2 separate regions of the Mus musculus genome follow, and region 2 is linked to region 1. A link is a loop called in an ENCODE intact Hi-C map of the cell type or tissue named here. Cell type or tissue: left cerebral cortex. All regions are shown on one strand. Links, peaks and the distances in the headings refer to the core of each region. The heading gives the core; the rest is flanking DNA.

Evidence for each region. A loop is a pair of places that touch in the nucleus more often than their neighbours do. Peaks named below come from ENCODE experiments on the same cell type or tissue, not always from the same donor. Only the 100,000 strongest peaks of a DNase experiment are listed, where the experiment ranks them.
Region 2: a loop joins it to region 1, with 5 times the contacts of the local background. A loop is called at or near these places in 2 of 42 quality-filtered maps.

What each region holds. Positions count from the first base shown.
Region 1 is chr13:82,560,661-82,563,588 of GRCm38, forward strand. No RefSeq gene overlaps it. Among named protein-coding and RNA genes, the nearest start is that of Mir3961, 140 kb to the right of the region's middle. In left cerebral cortex, for the core only: no CTCF peak of the experiment used is centred there; DNase peaks (open chromatin) are centred at 1,598 and 2,100; H3K27ac peaks cover 1,514 bases.
Region 2 is chr13:82,314,809-82,317,736 of GRCm38, forward strand. No RefSeq gene overlaps it. Among named protein-coding and RNA genes, the nearest start is that of Gm24295, 270 kb to the left of the region's middle. In left cerebral cortex, for the core only: no CTCF peak of the experiment used is centred there; DNase peaks (open chromatin) are centred at 1,529, 2,188 and 2,553; H3K27ac peaks cover 1,623 bases.

The DNA of each region.
Region 1 (2,928 bases), core at 240-2,739:
TTAATTTACTAATCAGAGCCAACTAGGGCCAGGTTACCTGAAGCTACATTCAGACACTCATGTAAGCAGTTATGGTGACCCAAATTAACGTTAGAATAAAAGCAGTATTAGGCCAAACCCACTGCAGTCATTAACAGTGCAGCGTTCCTCCCTCCTTGGGCAGACTCTTCTGGCACTCAAAACCTTGGGAAGTGAATTGTTGACTCCTCTCCCACTTCTGGCAATTTTGTCCTTGTTATTGCCGAAAAAATATTTTAAATATTTTAGTTGCCTTGTTTCTTCTTGGGTTCTGTCTCCTTTTTTGGAAGTTGCACTACTGTTAATACTGAAGCTGTGGCTTTTCCAGTAATTTGATTAAACTTAAGCATAATATCTGGCAAAGAGAACTTTGCGAAGCAAACGCGGCACAAACACCTTGATTTATGAATCTTTAAAAAAAAATTCAGTTTTGATTACATGAATTGTATAAGATTCCGAGGCATTAAACACTGATACTAAAGAGTAAGGATTTGATAAGAATGTCAAATTTTAGTTAAACCATTCCCTTTTGGGTAGAACTGATAGACCTTTAACAGTAAGGAAGCTCTATACCATTTTTGATTCATAATTAGATTAAAGAGGCGCGTATATGTTCCATCATGTGACCAATTTTTAATCCAGATTACAGTTAAAGGAGCTCCTTTATATACTTGTGTTATTGCTACAGAGTAAGATTATACAGCCACCCGAGTTCACAGCCACACATGCAAGAAAAAGGCAGTAGCAATGGCCTATGAAGGATGAACACTTAACACCAATTAAAGACACAGGGGTTCAAGTTAAAAAAAATTGCTCTCCATATATGTGAAGATTTATACTGTAACATCAGGCAAGGTGGAAGCCCACAGGAAGTATCCTTTTTATTTTACTTTTTTTTTTTTTTAGAAAATAAGTAATTATTCAGGGTATGTAGCAGGGCAAACAAATTCGAACTGATAAGCTTGGTTGTATGACTTTTGCTTGGAGTACTCACATCTATTTCTAAGTATGCATTGCCATGAGCATTTATTTTTCTTTTTACAAACAACCCTATTAAAACTTTTAAATTTCAAATTGTTTTTAAAAGTATGAAGTGGCATTTGGTTTGATCCACGTGACACAGCCTATAAAGAGAGCCTTTTGTGTTAGATAAACATCAGTCAATTTTAATTTTCATTAAATTAATTTTCATTTCAAAATAATTTTATAATTTTCTGTTTGATGATCTTATTGAAAGGGATAGAATCATTTCTTTATTTCTTATGACAATATAAATAAATTATAATTTTAAAATGTATTTTCAAAGCAGAAGCACTCTGTCTCCATAAAATTAACTATTCCTACACCAGCAGGTTTGCCTGCACTGTCTAAGTATCACTATTGAGAATAACCTTGGGTGATTAGTTTTGTTTTGAAGCAGAAGAGAATTGTATTAAAAGGAGAAAAAAATGTATCCCGTGGGCTAAAATAAGGATTTTGTTTTAAGAACTGAAACTATCTCTGTAATTTGAAGCATAGCACCCCTAAAACACAAATAACCCAACATCGGCAGATGTCTCAAACCTTGTAACAAGAAGTTCCTTTGCTCAGTCTTAAAAATTACAGCACCCAAGCTCTTCTTTTCTCAACTACACCTCATGTAATTAATTCTGTTCCTAAATTAAGCACTTTTAAAATAAAACTCAGAAGTCTACCTTGGCCTTTCATCATTAAATAACCAACATTATGTCAGTGAATGAATCAGACACAACGCTTTTACCATGATGAAAGATGATGTATAGAAACACCCAAACAACAAACTGTATGAAAAAAATCTGCTTATATAATCTATTTTTGAGAGAAAAGACAGGGTTTCTAAAATGCTTCATACCTGTTTTCAACTAGCAAGGAATCAGGAATTATAAAAATTTGCACACATCCCGCCTGTCTCTTAAAATAGCACTAGACGTATGTGAAAACTTCAAACTAAAGCTTCCTCCCACCCCCACATTCCAATCCAGGACATTACAACCACAAATGCCTTGAGATATTGGCTGATTCACTCCTGTTCTAAAGCTGTCCATCTGGCTTTGAGAATGACTGTGATCTGAAGACTCAAGTTGACTTACTCGCTTTGCTTCCTGCCAGCTTAGATGTACTTTGTAGGTGGAAAATTGTTGGTCTTTGTCCCTTCCAACTTGCAAGTAAAATGAAGCTGCCAAGAGATAAACACATTCTAAGTTTATCATGCTATTCTTGGCCTCAAACTACAAGCCATAAGGCAACTATTGCTCAAGGTACCGTGTTTACAAGTGTTCAGTCCTCCGCTCTTTCAGAGACCCAACAAGATGGAATTTCTTCCTGCCAGCCTATATTTTCTTTCTCCAGAGCTTTCAAATTCCTCAAATGCTTTTTAAATAATGGGAGAGAAGGATCACCTCTTGAAAGCATCTTCAAGTTTTAGATAGCATTAAAATTTTTAGTATATTTTGAGGTTCTTTCCCCAAAGCACAAGAAACTGTTAGACTTCATCCTTCCTTCAATTAGTATCACTATTCTGTATTTATTATTGTTCTACTTCAGAGTGGATGAAACTGTATATTCATGTTCTTTTATATAAGTCTCTTAAACTGTTGTCTGCTTTTCCTTTGTCATAGCTAACTTCTTGCTGTTTACAGTATTTCATTTAATGCATTGGTTATTATAAAACTCTGATGTCTCTTTTAATTAATGGAATTTGCCCCTTGGGTTGATATATTAAAAGAATAACCTAATCAGGGTTTAAAAATATTCTCAAAACCTAAGAAAAAACAGTTAATTTAGAGATGTAGTACTGAGTTAACTTTCTTCACAAATGTCTTCCTGGCTGCCTTGGGTAACAGGATGTATTGAGTTCATACATCTTAAATATAAAGAGGAGTATAGCTATAG
Region 2 (2,928 bases), core at 122-2,621, 250 kb before region 1:
CTTTGAGAAAATTATCATGGCAACTATAGCATGTGATGGAGAACTTCTTTAGTTTTCCTCAGACAGGAAGCAGAGAGAAAGAAGAAGAGCAAGCATCTAGAATAAGAGAGAGCTCCTGATGTCATGCCTCCAGGGGCCTGACTCCTTCAATATATATCACCTCCTAACTTTCCTACAACCTTCCATATAAAAGCACTCTCTGGAGTCCAAGCATGTGACAAAAGAGCCTGTGAGGGGCTGTTCCTAGCAGGCCACTCCTCAGTGCTTATGCTATTTTTCTTGTTCTGTTTTACTATTTGTTAAGTGATATGAATGCTCACAGAATACAAAGGTACAGGTTTTCTTTATAACTCTATCTTTCTAGCCTTCAATTGTTTGTTTTCTTTCCATTTGTTCTTCATCTCCAACTTATTAATATAAATTTTAATCTTTATGAAAAAATAAACACCATTCTGATCAGTACAACACCACTGAAGGAGAATTAAGGGCATAGATTTACTGTTCAACTGTTTATTGAAAATCTTTTCATCTATTTAACAGTTTAATAGCTGAATTAAAACATATACATTGTCTTTAAAACCATGAATCCAATTCATCTTATTGTCCAGAAGGTAAAACAGCTTTCTGATTCTCATATAGCAGAAATGTCATTAAATTCTCTTACTTTCAGGAATTTATATTTTACCCAGACATTATTGCAATATTTTGTTGTCCTCCAATCTTCTTTCCCTTTCCAATTTAGATTTCCTCTCACACTAGAAATCATAGAATTAAATGTAAGTTTCAGGTACACTTGCTTGAATAGGTCAGACTGGAACATATTAGTGATGAAATTAGCATTTGTGTATACTTTCTAATTAAAATGGAAATATTCCAGTGAAATAAAACACGCATAAATATTCTTTTCTGTTTTCTGCTTTGGTTGAGACTAAATCTTTCTATCTGATGAGTTAGAAGTGGATCTAAAATAGCTTTACATTCTCTGAAGCAGCATTTTAAATATAAAAGTACAATGCAGATGATTAAATTCATTTGGCTATATTTTCCACGGTTTTAAAATATGAGATACACAACAGATACACACACTTCTATTTTAGTACATATATTCATGCGTTTGTGTGTCTGTACTGAAATAGATGTGTGTGTGTTTAAGATGGACCATGTATCAACCTAAGCCAAGCCATATAAAATACAGTAGAAATAAGAGGTGAAGGAATTGAACATTCATATAACTAAATTTAATTTGGGTGGGATAATTACTGGTACATAGGATTCAACTGTTTTGACTGAGATAGGTTTTCTATCTTCCTTTATACCTTATACCTAAATTTAGTACTTTGAGATTGTAAAATAATTCTGAAATGATGGGGCAGGGGTTAGGTACTTTGAAGCAAGGATTTACAAAATAAAACATTACATTTCAGATTTAATTGCTCATAAAATTTCAATACAGCAATTGTTCAATGCCTGGCAGACTTGGTGACTCTTGTGCAGTACTCATGCAGGCATATAACTCTGCCCTGGGAGAGGATGGGAACAGAATGTATTCAAGCAATTGTTTTCTTTCATTTTTGTTGGCCTTGTGTTCTTGCATGCCTCTCTTATTTATCATACTATGCATGTTTTGGCCTTCTTTATGCAGTTCATGCTGTCCTTTGTCTAAATATCCTTCCTGAAGAAATGCTGAAATGTTTATATCCCTGCATTCTTCTGGAGCGCAGGACCTCAGAGATGCTCTTCACCTATACTCTAAGCATCACACTATCTTTATTTTCATAGCCCTTTGCTTTTTAATAGCATTGACATTTAAAAAAACACATTGTCTTGTTTGTTTGTTTTTACATGTTTTCCAGTAGTCTAAAATTCATGACAATGAAGACCTGTTTTGTGTCTCTGTTTATTCCTAGGGCAGAGATATGCCGGTACTAAGTGTACAAATGACTTTTAAGGAGTGACTGATTTTCTTTAACCCTCCCAGGACACCTGTCACGTGTGGAGACATAGGCCTTTGATGTCCAGGATCTCAGCTGAGATAGCTAATTCTTTTTTTCCTGAAACTTCTTTTTCTCCAAAGAAGTTGAATTTGAAGAATTCTGTAACTTTGGATTCAGTTTTTACTATCAAATTAAAGCTAAAAATGCTGCCAGGAAGGAGGGAAAGCCAGATTGGAGGGGGAGGAGGCGAGAGGTAGAAGAAGGGAAAGCCGAGAGTTGGGGGAGGAGATGGCGGAAAGATCCAGGAAACCTGAGGAGAAGCAACAAAAACCAATTAAAGTTAATGAACTACAGCTAAGCTTTTTATTTTAGATTTTTTTCCCCCTCACAGTGTACCAGCCTCAACTTGGAATTATTTTTCTTGGAGAGAAACTGAACTAGATTATTTCCTAACTACCCCCATGATCAAAAAAACTATCACTTTAGTCAACAGAGGCCTGAGGGTCTGTTTTGTGCATCCTCCTAGGGGATCTGTCATTTGGCCTTTAGCCTTGGTCCTCCCACCCACTGAAATCTGGCAAGCTTCCAGGATGTCACAAATTCTGTTCTCCTATATCTTCACATAAGCTGAGAGTCAGCCCTACTGAATAGTTATCTGGAGGCAGGAGGCGGAGGTCCAATTGTAGTATCTAATATTAGAAATAGAGACGCCTCCAATGGTTTTTGGCAGACTGAGCCTAGAAAGAGAGACTCTGGCTCTCCCACTCAAATGTCTTAAATAGTTTATATATCTGCTTGATTAACTTGGCTAGAGACATGGTTACAGTTAATATATTAGGTATAAAAGTTTAAAGAAAGATTCTTATCTCAATTATACCCATTTTCTAGAATAACGTACCCTGTCAAACCAGCTCTGATAAATGTTAATGATAATAAAACATTATTGTATAGTTACTTCATTTCTGTTGCCTGCAGAATATCCCCAACCTCGAAT